2 separate regions of the Homo sapiens genome follow, and region 1 is linked to region 2. Evidence: chromatin loops called from intact Hi-C (ENCODE). Cell type or tissue: IMR-90. All regions are shown on one strand.

The links. Peaks named below come from ENCODE experiments on the same cell type or tissue, not always from the same donor. Only the 100,000 strongest peaks of a DNase experiment are listed, where the experiment ranks them.
Region 1: it touches region 2 in a loop (4-fold over the local background); 2 of 110 quality-filtered maps call a loop at or near these places.

Annotation. Positions count from the first base shown.
Region 1 is chr3:31,606,487-31,614,486 of GRCh38, forward strand. All of the region lies in intron 5 of STT3B (STT3 oligosaccharyltransferase complex catalytic subunit B), which reads left to right. Among named protein-coding and RNA genes, the nearest start is that of STT3B, 78 kb to the left of the region's middle. In IMR-90, a CTCF peak has its summit at 4,415 (motif pointing right); DNase peaks (open chromatin) are centred at 4,425 and 7,345; H3K27ac peaks cover 1,099 bases.
Region 2 is chr3:32,015,596-32,023,595 of GRCh38, forward strand. It overlaps a transcript of OSBPL10 not described here. Among named protein-coding and RNA genes, the nearest start is that of ZNF860, 38 kb to the left of the region's middle. In IMR-90, a CTCF peak has its summit at 3,671 (motif pointing right); a DNase peak (open chromatin) is centred at 2,876; H3K27ac peaks cover 207 bases; H3K27me3 peaks cover 154 bases.

The DNA of each region.
Region 1 (8,000 bases), 410 kb before region 2:
AGGTACAGTTCAGACAATGGCTTCAGAGGTTGCAACCTGTAAGTCTCGGCAGCTTCCACATGGTGTTGAGCTTGCAGGTGCACAGAAGTCAAGAATTGAGGTTTGGGAGCCTCCACCTAGATTTCAAAGAACGTATGGAAATGCCTGGATGTCCAGGCAGAAGTTTGCTGGAGAGGTGGGGCCCTCAAAGAGAACCTTTGCTAGGGCAGTGTGGAAGGGAAATGTGGGCTTGAAGCCCCCATACAAAGTCCCCACTGGGGCACTGCCAAGTGGAGCTGTGAGAAGAGAGCTACCGTCTTCCAGACCTCAGAATGGTAGATTCACTGACAGCTTGCACCATGCGCCTAGAAAAGCTGCAGACACTCAATGCTAGCCCATGAAAGCAACCAGGAGGGAGGCTGTACCCTGTAAAGCCACAGGGGCAGAGCTGCCCAAGACCATGGAAACCCACCTCTTGTATCAGCGTGACCTGGATGTGAGACATGGAGTCAAGGGAGATCATTTTGGAGCTTTAAGATTTGACTGCCCTGCTGGATTTTGGACTTGCATGGGACCTTCAGCGCCTTTATTTTGGCCCATTTCTCCCATTTGGGCTGGGTGTATTTATCGAGTGCCTGTACCCCCATTGTATCTAGGAAGTAACTAACTTGCTTTTGATTTTACAGGCTCATAGGCAGAAGGGATTTGCCTTGTCTTGGATGAGACTTTGGACTGTGGGTTTTTGTGTTAATGCTGAAATGAGTTAAGACTTGGGACTATTGGGGGACTATTGGGAAGGCATGATTGGTTTTGAAATGTGAGGACATGAGATTTGGGAGGTGCCAGGGCAGAATGTATGGTTTGGCTGTGTCCCCACCCAAATCTCATCTTGAATTGTAGTTCTCATAATTTCCACATGTTGTGGGAGAGACCCGGTGGGAAATGATGCATGGGAGTGGTTTTCCCCATACTGTTCTCCTGGTGGTGCATAATAACTCTCACAAGATCTGATGGTTTTGTAAGGGGAAACTCCTTTCGCTTGGTTTTCATTTCTCTCTTGCATGCCACCTTGATTGTGAGGCCTCCTCAGCCACATGGAACTGTGAGCATTAAACCTCTTTTTCTTTGTAAATTGCCTAGTCTCAGGTATGTCTTTATCAGCAGTATGAGAACAGACTGATCCAAGTGTTATATAATTGAATAAATGTATATAGTTGAAAAAGTCAAATACTACAGGGTTTATAGCAAATAAAACGTTGATTTCCTGTTTTTTGTTGTTTTTGGGGGGTTGTTGTGGTTGTTGTTGTTTGTAGAAATGGTAGGGGGATCTCATTAAGTTGCCCAGGGTGGTCTCGAACTCCTGGGCTGAAGTGGTCCTCCCACCTCCGCCTTCCAAAGTGTTGGGATTACAGGCGTGAATCACTGTGCCCAGCAGCATTTTATTTAATATAGCTACATTTTGTTGCCACAAAATATTTGGGATTACACCCCAGTATTTACAGTGGTATTCAGTATGTAATTAAACAAGTAGTTTTGATGGTTTTGATCCTAAGGTATTGAAAACAATAAGAGGCTGTACAGTTTTATGTTTGTGGCAGATAAAGTTTTATCAAGACAAGATTCCATCTTCTACAGATGCAATATTATTATTTGCATTAATTGTTTTGCCTTTACTGTTTATTGTACCTTCAAGGTAGGTGAGCCAAGAGCAGACAGGCAAACGGGACTACAATAACTACACTCCTCCGCCCCTATTTTTTCCATAGGTTTTCATTTAAAATTAGAAGTTTCAGTGTTGATTACATAAAGTGAGTTTTCAAGATGAGTGTTGTAACAGGCACTGAAGCTAGTTATTGGGGGAAAGAGATGGGATTTTCCTTAGATCGGTTTACAATATTTATGGATCTTCTTTGCAGCTTTGCCAGTGGATATTTTAGAGGTTATTGGGGTTGGGGGAAACTGAAAGTTCAAACACAAAGGGAAGATGGTATTGCTTGCACCACCTATGCTGCTAATATGACTCATTGTGTAGTTCACAAGGATTAGTCCTCCAGTATCTCCTTATATTAAAACTCGGGATATTTAGAGCAAGGATCTCACCTGTGTTGTAGCAATAATCATTGGCCTGATCAAAAAGGCTTTCAGTGAATAGAAACAGTCTTCATGTTCTACAGGCCAACCATTATCTAGAAGAATAGACCTGAGTGAGATTTCCTTTAAAGGTCTATTCTTCTCATTGAGAAATGTGTGTTTCATAGTCCAGAAGAATTAACTCCTGCATAGAAGTAGTTATGGATTCTTCATGGTATCAGTTAAATGAATTTAGGAGCCTACTACAGTAGTAGTCGACAATAAGAAAAGGATGTGTTGGCCAGGTGCAGTGGCTCACGCCTGTAATCCCAGCACTTTGGGAGGCTGAGTTGGGTGGATCACGAGGTCAAGAGATCGAGACCATCCTGGCCAACATGGTGAAACCCCATCTCTACTAAAAATACAAAAATTAGCTGGGCTTGGTGGCATGCACCTGTAGTCCCAGCTACTCAGGAGGCCGAGGCAGGAGAGTTGCTTGAACCTGGGAGGCGGAGGTCGCAGTGAGCCGAGATCATGCCACTGCACTCCAGCCTGGCGACAGAAAAAGACTCTGTCTCAAGAAAAGAAAGAAAAGGATGTGTTAAGAAGAACCAAAACGTTTTTAGTGGCAACATGACTTGTGGTAACAGGATTTGTGATTTCCTGTAGTTTAAATCTTTTTTTATTTTTTGTTTGTTTTACTCTCTTCTTTATGAGTGAATTAAATTTGCTGGTATTTGTCTTTTACTACTTCTTGATATGTTAGGTATAGTCACTACTTAGCTCTAGAAGCTACTGAGGATCATTACCTAACACCTCTTAAGTTACATAAAAATTATATATTCCATGAGTTTTTCATAGTCTCCAAACACACCACACATACAGTACCTTTGTAATTTCACTATATTTTAATATTATTTCATTAAACATTGCCAGAATTAAATGAATTGTTCCCACAGGGTAGAACTTAAACCAAGATGTACTTTGTTTAGATTTGTTTTTTCATTTTAGTTATCAGTACCAGATACACTTGCTGAGTTTGTTTTTTTGTTTTTTTGTTTTGTTTTGTTTTGTTTTGAGACAGAATCTCACTCTGTCACTCAGGCTGGAGTGCAGTGGTGCCATCTCGGTTCACTGCAACCTCTGCCTCCTGGGTTCAAGCAATTCTCCTGCCTCAGCCTCCTGAGTGGCTGGGACTACAGGCATGTGCCACCACACCTGGCTAATTTTTGTATTTTTAGTGGAGATGGGGTTTCACCGTGTTGGGCAGGCTGGTCTTTAACTCCCAAAGTTCTGGGATTACAGGCGTGAACCACCACACCCGGCCACACTTGCTGTTTTAAAAATGTTGTGATTAAGTATCTCTACTGAAGTGTTTTGAACACGTAAGTAATTTCTTGCTGCTTTTACAAGTCTGGAGTTTGTAAAATATAAGTTTCAGTGATTCATTCTCAACATAGTTTATAATGAGCATTGTCCTTGGAAAAGAGAAATGATTTTTATCATTATGTATGCCTGTTAAGTTAATCATATATTTCTCTGCTGGTCAAGAAGAATCAGTGTTTTGTGTTTTTTTGTTGTTTTATTCTTTAATCCATGTTTCTTACTATTCTTTATCCTGCATATCTACCAGGGTTCACAGTAACCAGAAGTGATTACAAAGAAATAAAATATCTTTAGTATTCAAAGCCTTCATAAGCCTTTAATCATATTTGTTTATAATAAAGCAAAATTGGTTGGATTTTAAAGTATCTACCCGTTGTGTGTGTTTTGGCTAATACTATTTTGGTTGAGAGAGAGCAAAGCAATTCAAAAATGCTAATGTGATTTAACATGGGTTAAAGTTAATGGGAATATAGTATTTGCATAACCTTTTCTAACTTTATTTACATAAAAAGAAGTATAACAATAACTTAAAAGTGTAAAGAGCACTGTCAATGTAAGCTGCAATGCCTTATCAGAGAGAAGGTACTTAAAGATTGCTTTGGGGAACAGCAAACTTCTTCAATACTTAAAATTTCATTTGAATTTGAGTCAGACTTTTCAGTGCCTTTTCTTTTCTAGAATAATTCACTTGAGCACATTAAGTCAAGGACTATGGTATATTTCTTCTCTATATCTGTCTCGTCCCACCCTTGGATATAAAATATTTCCAAGAATGTAGACATCTTTAGGTTCTGTTGAGATTATTACTTATCTGTCCCAGATGAGAGATTTTCTTTGGTTAAGAATAAACAGAATAATAATATATGTGTGTGTATATGTATATACATATCTTTCTAATGGTAATTTTTTGTGGAATTTTTCTCACACATTGGAATTATCATCTCCAGTAATGAATGCCAGTAACTGTGCATCCACAGGATGGCAGTGTGGTAACATTTTCATGATGTAATAAATGATTTACAACACTATTGGTATCATGTATTTCCTTAGAGCTCACCACTTTGATGGAATGCTTTATTCTTCTAACTTAAAGGGTAAGAAAAGTAGGTTTACATGGATGGATAGAAAATTGTAATAGATGGGTATAGTAGTTTAGTTAGGGTTCTTAAAGAGTTCATTGGAAGGAGAATTGGTAGAGAATGATGGCTATGGGTTTGTCTTGTTGAGGTCTTCTGAAAACACTAGAGAACAGTACCAGACATTAATTACCTCTTCGAAGTCCATGTCAAGAAAAGAAGAGATCTTAAGTTTTATAGAGCCTTTCCCCCACCAAATGTCACATGACCTTTCTTCCTAATATTATGGTTATTTGTTTACATCTCTGATTTTTAGCAATTTATCTGACTCTTAGAGGGTAGGATTGATCTTAATGGGATTTTCTGTTTTTAGAATATATTGACCATACTCAAGTTAATGTTTAAATGCATAAATTGAAGAGGTAATTTCTAAACATATATTAGATGCTGTAGTACAAAGTCTGGCAAAAAGCGTATGTTTTCATTTTGCAGTGGAGATTGTGTTTCTTTATTTATTTTGAGATGGAGTTTCGCTTTTGTTGCCCAGGCTGGAGTGCAGTGCGATTTCAGCTCACTGCAACCTCTGCCTCCCCAGTTCAAACGATTCTCCTGCCTCAGCCTCCCAAGTAGCTGGGATTACAGGCACGCGCCACCACACCCAGCTAATTTTTGTAATTTTAGTAGAGACGGGGTTTCTCCATGTTGGTCAGGCTGGTCTCAAATTCCCAACCTCAAGTGATGCATCCGCCTCAGCCTCCTAAAGTGCTAGGATTACAGGTGTGAGCCATCATGCCTGGCCAAGATTGTGTTTATTTTTAAGAATTGAGTTACTTCACCATTTTTTTTACTCAGATGTATCTAATTTCTTATTTTCTATGTCTTAAAATGTAGATTTGTAAATGAGATTTAAATTGAGATATAGCAATATATGTGTAATTTTACAAATTCAAGCAGAGCAGTCAGTATTAAGCAAGGTATTTGTTGTATTTGACATATTATCTGGCAAGCAATCTTCAACTTTATTTAATGGAAGTACAAGTTGAGTACTCCTAATTTGAAAATTCAAAACTTTCTGAGCACCAATATGATTCTCAAAGGAAATATTCACTGGAGCGTTTCCTGTTTTGCATTACCAGTTTGGGTATGCTCAGCTATTAAGTATAATGCAAATATTCCAAAAATCCAAAAAACTTCTAGTCCCAAGCATTTTAGATAAGGGATATTCAAATTGTGTCTATCCGTGCACTGAAGAGTGTTATGACATAAAACACATACCTCCAATATGTAAACATCTCAGGTTCAGTGATCCAAAAAATGTGAAAAATAGGTACTTGGGTCCAGTTCTCTTAAAAGTAAATGCTTATGTTTGGATTGTTGTAGATACCACGTTTATCAGATTTGTACCATTGGTGCTGGTAAGTGGGTATGAATGAGACTAATTGGGATAGAGGAAGTTTCAAGGTAAAATACTGTTGAAAACTTGTCTGTTTCTATTAGTTTATCTTTAGCATTAACCTATGTTTACCAAATAATACAAATTAAAGTCCCACCTGGGCTTTTTCATTTCCTATTTTCTTTTTCTTGAACTCTCCATCACTCTTATTATTAACTTAAACTCTAGTGCATCTGCTTCTGTATAAAATGTTTTCTACTTTACTAATGATAGTAAATATCTCTGAGAAGTTGCAGGGAAGTGCTGAATTGAGAGTATTATCGGGTCTCCTCTTTTCAAATACGCCTGGAAATGAATTTGAGCAAATGTCTAAGATGAAACTTCATCTGTAGTTACCAAACATGATTGCTAAAATTTTTACATTGTCAAGCAAAGTGTGGCTCCATTTGAAGAGAAAGTATGAATATGACTATGAATATGTATTTGTGTACCCATATACCTGCTAGTGATTATTTCTGGAGAATGTGACTTAGAGGGAAATAAATAGGGTGGAAACTTTTTCACTTTTTACTTTAAGACAAAAACAACATCTATTACCTTTGCAATTGAACCAATTATCCATACAGACAGATGCAGATTTGTGGTTACCATGGGCTGGAAATAGGACAGAATGTGGAGTAGTAAGAGCTTAGTGAGTGTAGGGTTTTGTTTTGGGGTAATGAAAATTCTTTAGGACTATAGAGGGGTAGTGGTTGCACAACCTTATGCGTGTACTCAATATCCCTGAATTTGTTCTCTTTAAAATGGTTATGTCATGTGACTTTCACCTCAATTTTTTTAAGAAGGCTTTTTCATTCAGTTTGTATCATTTCTTATATTAAACCTAAATTCTGTGGCAGTGTTACAGCATTCAGTGTTTATTTGTACTTAGAAGAAAGAAATCCAGCTTCAGAAGTGATTGTCGTGTTTCAACATAAGTGGACTTAGCTATAATAAAAACATAAATGACATAAGGTTTTCTCAGGCCTAGTCAGTTTCTAGTTGTGCCTTTGTGTGTTCAGTGTTTGTCTAGGATTTGACTTCTCAGCTCTGGATATCTGAAAGGCCTGTTGATCATAGAATCTTAGTTTATAATTGTTGGGAGGGATCTACAAATCTTGTCCAACCCACATTCTATAGTGAGGAAACTGAAGCTTTTGCTGTTAAGTAGTTGTAAGATTACATAGTGATCTTCTTCTCAGTTTTTAATTTTCTTTATACTTTAGTATGCATGGTTCTTTTTTTTTTCTCTCTCTTTCCTGCCTCTGTGACTCTCCTTTATCAGGGCTTCAACAGGCTGATTTGTTTAAAAAAATAATTTGTAGACATTTCGGGTCATGTGACGGGGAAATTTTTGTTTAACTTTGATTACATTTGGGTTTGGGTACGTCATAGAGGGTAATTCCATTCCAACATTAATGTGTTTGGAAAGAACGTTATCTGATGGATTATGTCTGTTGTCTTCTAGACATCTGGTCCTCCATTAGCTTGAGGTCAGTGGAAACTTTACTTACTTTGGTCCTTCCTATTAAATTTATGAGCTTCTTACTGTCTTCCTAACACTGTGGTCATCTCTTATCATATAGATTGTGAGGCAACTTAATATTTGAACCAGTAGCCCCTAACTTCCTTCTCTAGATGGATTTCTTTTAAAAGCAAATGAATATTCTTTCTCATCTAAGTTGGGTGAGGAGGAAAGTGTGTAGTACACTATGCTACACAGTATATAGGATACACAAATACGTGTATTCCTAAATATACCCCCCAATCTTTGTTTTTGATAGAGTAGTTTATTTGCCAAAAACTATTAAATGATGTGTAATCTGTATAAATGGGGTAGTTTTTACGTTAACTTATTTCAGATGGGCTTTATTTCTAATGAATTTTTAGTTTCAGTGACTTCAAATACTTTCTCTCTAATCAATTGCGTAACAGTGGTCTGTGAATATAAAGCAGGTATTTGACACAAATTGTAAATCCCTCCCCAGTTTCCTTGTCCATTTAGATTGACAAACTTAATTTAGATTGATGAGAATACTATAACATACTTAGTGTGA
Region 2 (8,000 bases):
AAATGGAATCTAATTAAACTAAAGAGCTTCTGCACAGCAAAAGAAACTACCATCAGAGTGAACAGGCAACCTACAGAATGGGAGAAAATGTTTGCAATCTACTCATCTTACAAAGGGCTAATATCCAGAACCTACAATGAACTCCAACAAATTTACAAGAAAAAAACAACCCCATCAACAAGTGGGCGAAGGATATGAACAGACACTTCTCAAAAGAAGATATTTATGCAGCCAAAAGACACTTGAAAAAATACTCGTCATCACTGGCCATCAGAGAAATGCAAATCAAAACCACAATGAGATACCATCTCACACAGTTAGAATGGCGATCATTAAAAAGTCAGGGAACAACAGGTGCTGGAGAGGATGTGGAGAAATAGGAACACTTTTACACTGTTGGTGGGACTGTAAACTAGTTCAACCATTGTGGAAGTCAGTGTGGTGATTCCTCAGGGATCTAGAACTAGAAATACCATTTGACCCAGCCATTCCATTACTGGGTATATACCCAAAGGATTATAAATCATGCTGCTATAGAGACACATGCACACGTATGTTTATTGCAGCACTATTCACAACAGCAAAGATTTGGAACCAAGCCAAATGTCCAACAATGATAGACTGGATTAAGAAAATGTGGCACATATACACCATGGAATACTATGCAGCTATAAAAAATGATGAGTTCATGTCCTTTGCAGGGACATGGATGAAGCTGGAAACCATCATTCTCAGCAAACCCTCGCAAGGACAAAAAACCAAACACCGCATGTTCTCACTCATAGGTGGGAATTGAACAATGAGAACACATGGACACAGGAAGGGGAACATCACACACTGGGGCCTGTTGTGGGGTTGGGGGAATGGGGAGGGATAGCGTTAGGAGATATACCTAATGTAAACGACAAGTTAATGGGTGCAGCACACCAACATGGCACGTGTATACATATGTAACAAACCTGTACGTTGTGCACATGTACCCTAAAACTTAAAGTATAATTTAGAAAAAAATAAAAGGGTTTTTCCTGGCATCATAAAAGCTTTATATCGATGTTCTCTCTTGCTGCTTTTGGTAATTAGAATAGGTTGTCAAAAAGCTAGAGCAATTGTTGATAGTCTCAAGTTTTAATGCTCTCAATAAATAGTTCAGTTTGGGAGGCAGAATTAAAATGGGACAGTGGAATGCCAGAGAGTTTGGAGTGATCTGGACCAGGATTAAACATCGCATTAGCAGAGTGATCCTGGACCAGGTACTTAATCTGTCTGCATATGAGTATTCTGAAACCTAAATGAGAGACCGTATGTAAAGACCTGGCACCCACATGGCACATTCTTGGTAGCTATTATCTTCATGTGATAATGAAAAGTCTTTACTCCTTATTTCCTTGAAAATATCATTACTTTGGAAAGAAGCTAATGTTTTATAATAAAGTGTTTTCTAGACTAAATTTTTTAGTTCAAAGTTTTGCCCTTTAAGAGATCTGAACTTCCATTAGAACGTGGGAAGAGGGCTGATCACAGCATGCATTTATTGAACTCTGACTTGTATGCCAAACACATATTAATTTCTTATGAATGATTTCATTTGAGCTTCTGGAAACGCTACGAGGCAAATAGCATTGTTTTTCCCATTTTAAAGATGAGGAAATAACTTTCAAAGAAGTTAAAAAGCTTTCCAAAGTTCCAACAGCTAAAAACACCAGCTGTTTGATCCGAAGACCATCTTCTTAGCTATACTGGTCTCAGAATCTAGGTACCTTTTATCAAGCTACACATTTTTACTCTACCAAGTAGTTTTTATTTTGAATCTTCAAACAGAACTGTACTGGATTTTATCATTGGTTTACAGATAAGGAAGCTGATGCTTAAATAACTTACCTAATATGGTTTGGCAAGTGGCTGAGCTGAGATTCAAAAAAAAAAAAATTCATTTTCTCTTAATCTACTGTTTGGTCTGTTTGGGCCCAGGGTTCTGTGTCTTCACAGCTCTACCCTACCACTTCCAAACTGTGCTTAGTAGACTGCACAAAGCCCCGGAAAGTACACTAAACTGGAATCCAAGAGACCTGGGTTTTATTGTTCGCTGTGTTACCAATGAACTATGTGACATCAGTTAAGCCATTTCACTTCTCTGAGCCTCAGTTTTGTCATTTGCTGAAATAATTTGAATTAGGTCACTTTTAATTCTTTTGGCTTTAAGTTTCTATAATCCCAGGTGAATTGTGAACAATCACATTCATTGTGTCACTAAACTTAAAGAAATAAAATGTCAGCCAGGCGCAGTGGCTCATGCCTGTAATCCCAGCACTTTGAGAGGCCGAGGCAGGCAGATCACTTGAGGTCAGGAGTTCGAGACCAGCCTGGCCAACATGGTGAAACCCCGTCTCTACTAAAAATACAAAATTAGCTGGGCTTGGTGGCGGGCGCCTGTAATCCCAGCTACTCAGGGGGCTGAGGCAGGAGAATCACTTGAACCTGGGAGGCGGAAGTTGCAGTGAGCCCAGATGGTGCCATTGCACTCCAACCTGGGCAACAAGAGTAAAACTCCATCTCAATAAATAAATAAATAAATAAATAAATAAATAAATAAATAAATAAAATGTCAAAAATTATGAAATAATTACAGGGACAAATGTGATTGTTAAACTATGATGGTAAAGAAGTTTGATCCCAACCTTTCAGAAACCAGCTTTTTAGAAGGATTGGTGCAATGATAGACGAGATGTGGGAACAAAGCTCAGACTGAGTATCTGTGATCTCAGACAAGTGTTTATTCTTCCTCTGATTTAGTTTGCTTTATGGTTGAATGGAGATAATTCTAATGCCTGTATGTTTGCTTTAAGAAGACTTCTTGCCAGATATTAAAATAGATGAGAAACCAGAGCATAGAAGGGAAAACCAGAGCATAAAAGGGAAACCACACTGGAAAAAAGTTTACAATAAAAATGCTGTAAAAATGCAAGACACGGGTGAGGTCATGTGTGCCTGTAGTTCCAGCTACTCGGGAGGCTGAGGTGGGAAGATCATTTGAGCCCAGGAGCTCAAGGCCACAGTGAGCTATGATCACACCACTGCCCTCCAGCCTGGGCAGCAACACAGCAAGACTCTGTCCTAAGGAAAAAAATGCAAGACATTATATTTGAAGACATCAGTGGCTGAATTTGGAGTCTGGCCAACTGTGTCCATTAAACACACCAAAAGAAAAAAAGGTAGTGTTTTTGTGTGATCACACTGGAAATAATTGAATACAAACAGGCAAAAATCAAAAGGAAGCAAAAGAACTCAGCAATGAAAAGATAAGAACAAGAAGTGAAAGAAGAAAAAAATTAAAATGAGTAGATAAGGTGGAGGAAAGATTCACAAGGGAGAAATGAGAAAAATGAAGAGGACCAGGAGTGGGAAGAAATGAAAAAAGAGGAAAAAAGGAAAAAAAGGTAATTTCTGAAATTGCAATCTCCACCAACGGCCTAAGCTACTCTTGATTTTGAAGGCTGTGCAATCATCACATTCCAGTTTTAGAACATCAACATCACCCACCCCCCCAAATTCCCTTGAATTAATTTCCACAATTGGAGCTCTCCAAAATCCACAGTAGTTTGAGGAACAAGGGAGTGGGGGTGATGTCGTTTAACAAAGTCCGAAGTTGTTCTCCTATTCAGCCACCAGGGGGTAATACATTCCATTCAATTCAAAAAGCATATTTAGGGAAGTTTACCAAGTGCTCCATACTCTAGAGGCTACCCCATGAAAAAAAATAAGGCATCATTCCTTACATTCAAGTGCAATCAATAATATATTTATGCAAGTAATGATGATTCAAGAAGAAATGAACTATTAAATCACATTAGAGCTAAGTCTTATGGCTGAATGGGAATTTATAATAAGCAGAGACGTGTGGTAGGAGGAAGATTCTGAAGAGAGGAGTATAATGGGAAGAAAGATCGGTGCCAATGTTTAAGTAAACTTGTATTACAGTTGGAAGAGAAAGCATCTTCTTAAGTCTGTTTTCATATGTTCAACATCCACAGACTAGTTAATGGGTATTGGCCTCATTTGTAAATATCTAACTAAAAATGAATTTTTTTAAAAAAGATTCAACACAATTTTTAATGATGCAATTATAAAAAATTATTAACTCTGTTTCTTCGCAATAAGAAGGGTAAAATTGTTTGCAGTCTTTCATTGTGTTATCTTTATTTGGCTCCATGATCAATAGCTTCAACTATAGTCTATTTCCTCATCGAGTTAGTTTCTTTGTTCTTTATTTCTACTACACTGGAACATATAAAGTATAACTATCAATCTTTGACTATTGTGGTGAGGGTGCTGCTCTGATGGGTGGTTCTAGATATGTGGATCAAACACGAACCCTGAATTTGCGGAGGGATTTCTCTCCCAGTTCCACTCACAGTGCTCTGTAGAAGCCGAGTCAATGAGCCTACAATGCAAAACACCAGAAGTCTGGATGCTTAATCCACTCTTTGGGTACAATTTGTTCTGATAGTGAATTTTCATAGTTTGTTGCAGCATTTGATTTTTATGTTTTGTTCCTGTTATTTTCTATAGCTTTGTTAAAATTTATATGCCATAAATTCACCCATTGTAAGTATACAATTCATGACTTTTAGAATCTGTATAGTTGTACAATCGTCACCACATTCCAATTTTAGAACCCTGCCCAATTTCCTTTAGCCCATTTGCAGACATACTCCACTTCCATATCCAGCTCCAGGTTAGCCTGATCTGCTTTCTCTTTCTCTAAATTTGCCCTCTCTGGACATTTCATGTCATACTATATGTAGTCTTCTGCACTTAGCTTTTTTCATTTAGCATAATGTTTTCAAGGTTCATCTATGTTGTAGCATGTATCAGTACTATATCATTCCTTTTTATTTCTAAATAGAATTCCATTGTATGGGCATACTACATTTGTTTATCAATTCATTAATTAATTGACATTTGGATTCTTTCCAGTTTTCAAATAATGCTGCTATGAGTAATTGCGTACAAGTCTTTGTGATGGACATAAAAGACAAAATGTGCTGAGCAATTAAGGAGATGATTTCATTCAAGCTTTTATAATAGGCAAAATGTTCATTAATGAAAAACATCTCCAGGAGAAAAAAAAAAAAGAAGACCTGGGATTTTATAGAAGCGGGTAAGCAAGAGAGCCACCAGTGAGTCTTATAGGAGTCCTAAGGAATGATGGCAGGAAATATGCAAGAGCAAGGTGGTTGTGTTAGTCCGCTAGGACTGCCATAATGAAATACCACAGACTGGGTGGCTTAAACAACAAAACTCGTATTTTCTCAGAGTTCTGGAGGCTGGATGTCTAAGATCAAGGTGTCAGTAGAGTTGGTTTCTGCCATGGACTCTCTTTTTGGCTTGCAGATGGCTGCCTCTTGCTGTGTCCTCACTTGGACTTTCCTGTGTGTACGTGCTTTCCTGATATTGCTTCCTCTTCTCATTAAAACACCAGTTCTGTTGGATTGGAGCCCCATCCTCATTACCTCATTTAACCTTAATTACCTCTTTAAAAGCCCTGTGTCCAAGTATAATCACATTCTGAGGTGTACTGTGGGTTAAGACCTCAATATATGAATTGGGGCGTGGGTGGGACATAATTAAGTCCATAACAGTGATTCTTTGTGGGTAGTCTTTCTTACAAATACAAAAGTGTGGGTATTTTCTCCGCGTTGCTGCTTTCCAGGAGCACAGGCTCAAATAAAGTTCAACGTCATGAGGACAGATGTTATCATTTCTCTTGTGTATATTCCTAGAACTGGAATTACTGGGTTACGTTTAACATTTTAAGAAGCCATTTGCCAACATATCTGCACCGTTTTAACTTCCCACCAATAATATTAAAGGATTCCAGTTTCTCCACTCCCTTACGCTCATGAATGCTTTCTTTTTTATTTCAGCCATTCTGGTAAAAGTAAATGGATATTTCATTGTGGTTTTAATTTATATTTCTCTAGTGATTAATGATGTTGAACACCTTTTTCATGTACTTGTTAACCATTTGTATATCTTCTTTAGTGAAATATCTCTTCAAATCCATTGCCCATTTAGGAGTTTTAAAAATATATTCTAGGCTGGGTATGATGGCTCACACCTGTAATTCTAGCATTTTGGGAGGCTGAGGTGGGCAGATAGCTTGAGCCCAGGAGTTTGAGACCAGCATGGGCAACATAAGCAAAACTCCATCTCTACAAAAAAATACCAAAAAAATTAGCTGGGCATGGTGGTGCATGACTGTAGTCTCAGCTACTAGGGAGGCTGAGGTGGGAGGATCACCTGAGCCTGAAGAGGTTGAAGCTGCAGTGAGTCATGGTCGTGCTACTGCACTCCAGCCTGGGCAACAGGAGATAATCTGTCTCGAAAAAAAAAAAAGTAAAACAAAATATGTATATTCTAGATATAAGTCGTTTGTCAGGTACATGATTTGCAAATCTTATTACCCAGTCTGTTTAACTTGTCTTTTCATTTTGTTAGTGGTGTTTTTTGAAGAGCTGAAGTTTTCAACTATAATGAAGTCCAGCTTATCTATTTTTTCTGAAGTGTTGCATATAGATATGCAGTTGTCCCAGCACCATTTTGTTATGGAACCGAACTGGGGTCTCTCACTTGGTGCAGCAAAGCCAAACACTGACATTGGGATTTGCAGCAAGAGAAAGTGAGGCATGTATTGCAGGGCACCAAACAGGGAGAATTGGGCAGCTCATACTTAAGACCCAAACTCCCAGATGGTTTACAGGTAAGGGTTTTTTAGGATGGCGAGGCAGTTACAGGCAAAGTCATAAATCAATACATGGAGGCTACACATTGGTTTGACCTAAAAAGGTGGGACATCTTGAAGTAGAGGCCCATAGGTCATAGGTGGATTCAAAGATTTTCTGATTTGAGGCCTGGCATGGTGGCTCACGCCTGTAATCCCAGCATTTTGGAAGGCTGAGGCGGATGGATTGCTTGAGCTCAGGAGTTTGAGACTAGCTTAGGCAATGTGGTGAAACCCCATCTCTACAAAAATACACAAATTAGTTAGGCATGGTGGCTGGCACCTTGACTATTTGGGAGGCTGAGGTGGGAGGATCACTTGAGCCCGGGAGGCAGAGGTTGCAGTGAGCCAAGATTGCACACACTGCACTCCAGCCTGGGTGACAGAGCAAGATGCTGCAAAAAAAAAAAATTCTGATTTGCGATTAAAGGACACAAAGCTTTGTCTAAAAATTTGGGATCAGCAGAAAAGAACGTTAATTCTGGCCTGGGAGTGTGACTTCTGCCAGACTGCCTAGGAAGACATCTAAAACAAATAGCGGTGGTCAGAGTTCAGTCCTCAAGTCCCTCATATTTGACATCTGTGTGCCAGTGGATCTGTTTGGTGGAGGTCTGGGTTTCTGAAAAACAACTCAGGTACATATGTTAAGATATCTTTAGTTTCTATAGGGAATCAAACATCTCCTGACTTTAGCTTCTGTGGCTCCTGTTTTAAGCTACTATTAACTTCTTGCTTATCAAGTTGTTCATTTACTTTTCAAGGCTAGTGATATGGTTTGGCTGTGATCCATCCAAAACTCATCTTGAATTGTAGCTCCCATAATTCCCACGTGTCCTGGGAGGGACCCAATGGGAGGTAATTGAATCATGGGGGCGAGTCTCTCCCTTGCTGTATTTGTGATAGTGAATAAGTCTCACAGGATCTCATGGTCTTATAAGGGGGAGTTTCCCAGAACATGCCCTCTTGCCTGCTGCCATGTAAGATGTCCGTGTGCTCTTCCTTTATCTTCCGCCACAATTGTGAGGCCTCCCCAGCCATGTGAAACTGTGAGTCCATTAAACCTCTTTCCTTTATAAATTACCCTGTCTCAGGTATGCCTTTATTAGCGGTGTGAAGACTGACTAATACAGCTAGATAGGTGCCCAGAATGTCCCTTGAAGGAACTCAAGACTTTTCTTTATTTCCATGCTTGGGCCACCCACAAGCCCCTAAAAGAACC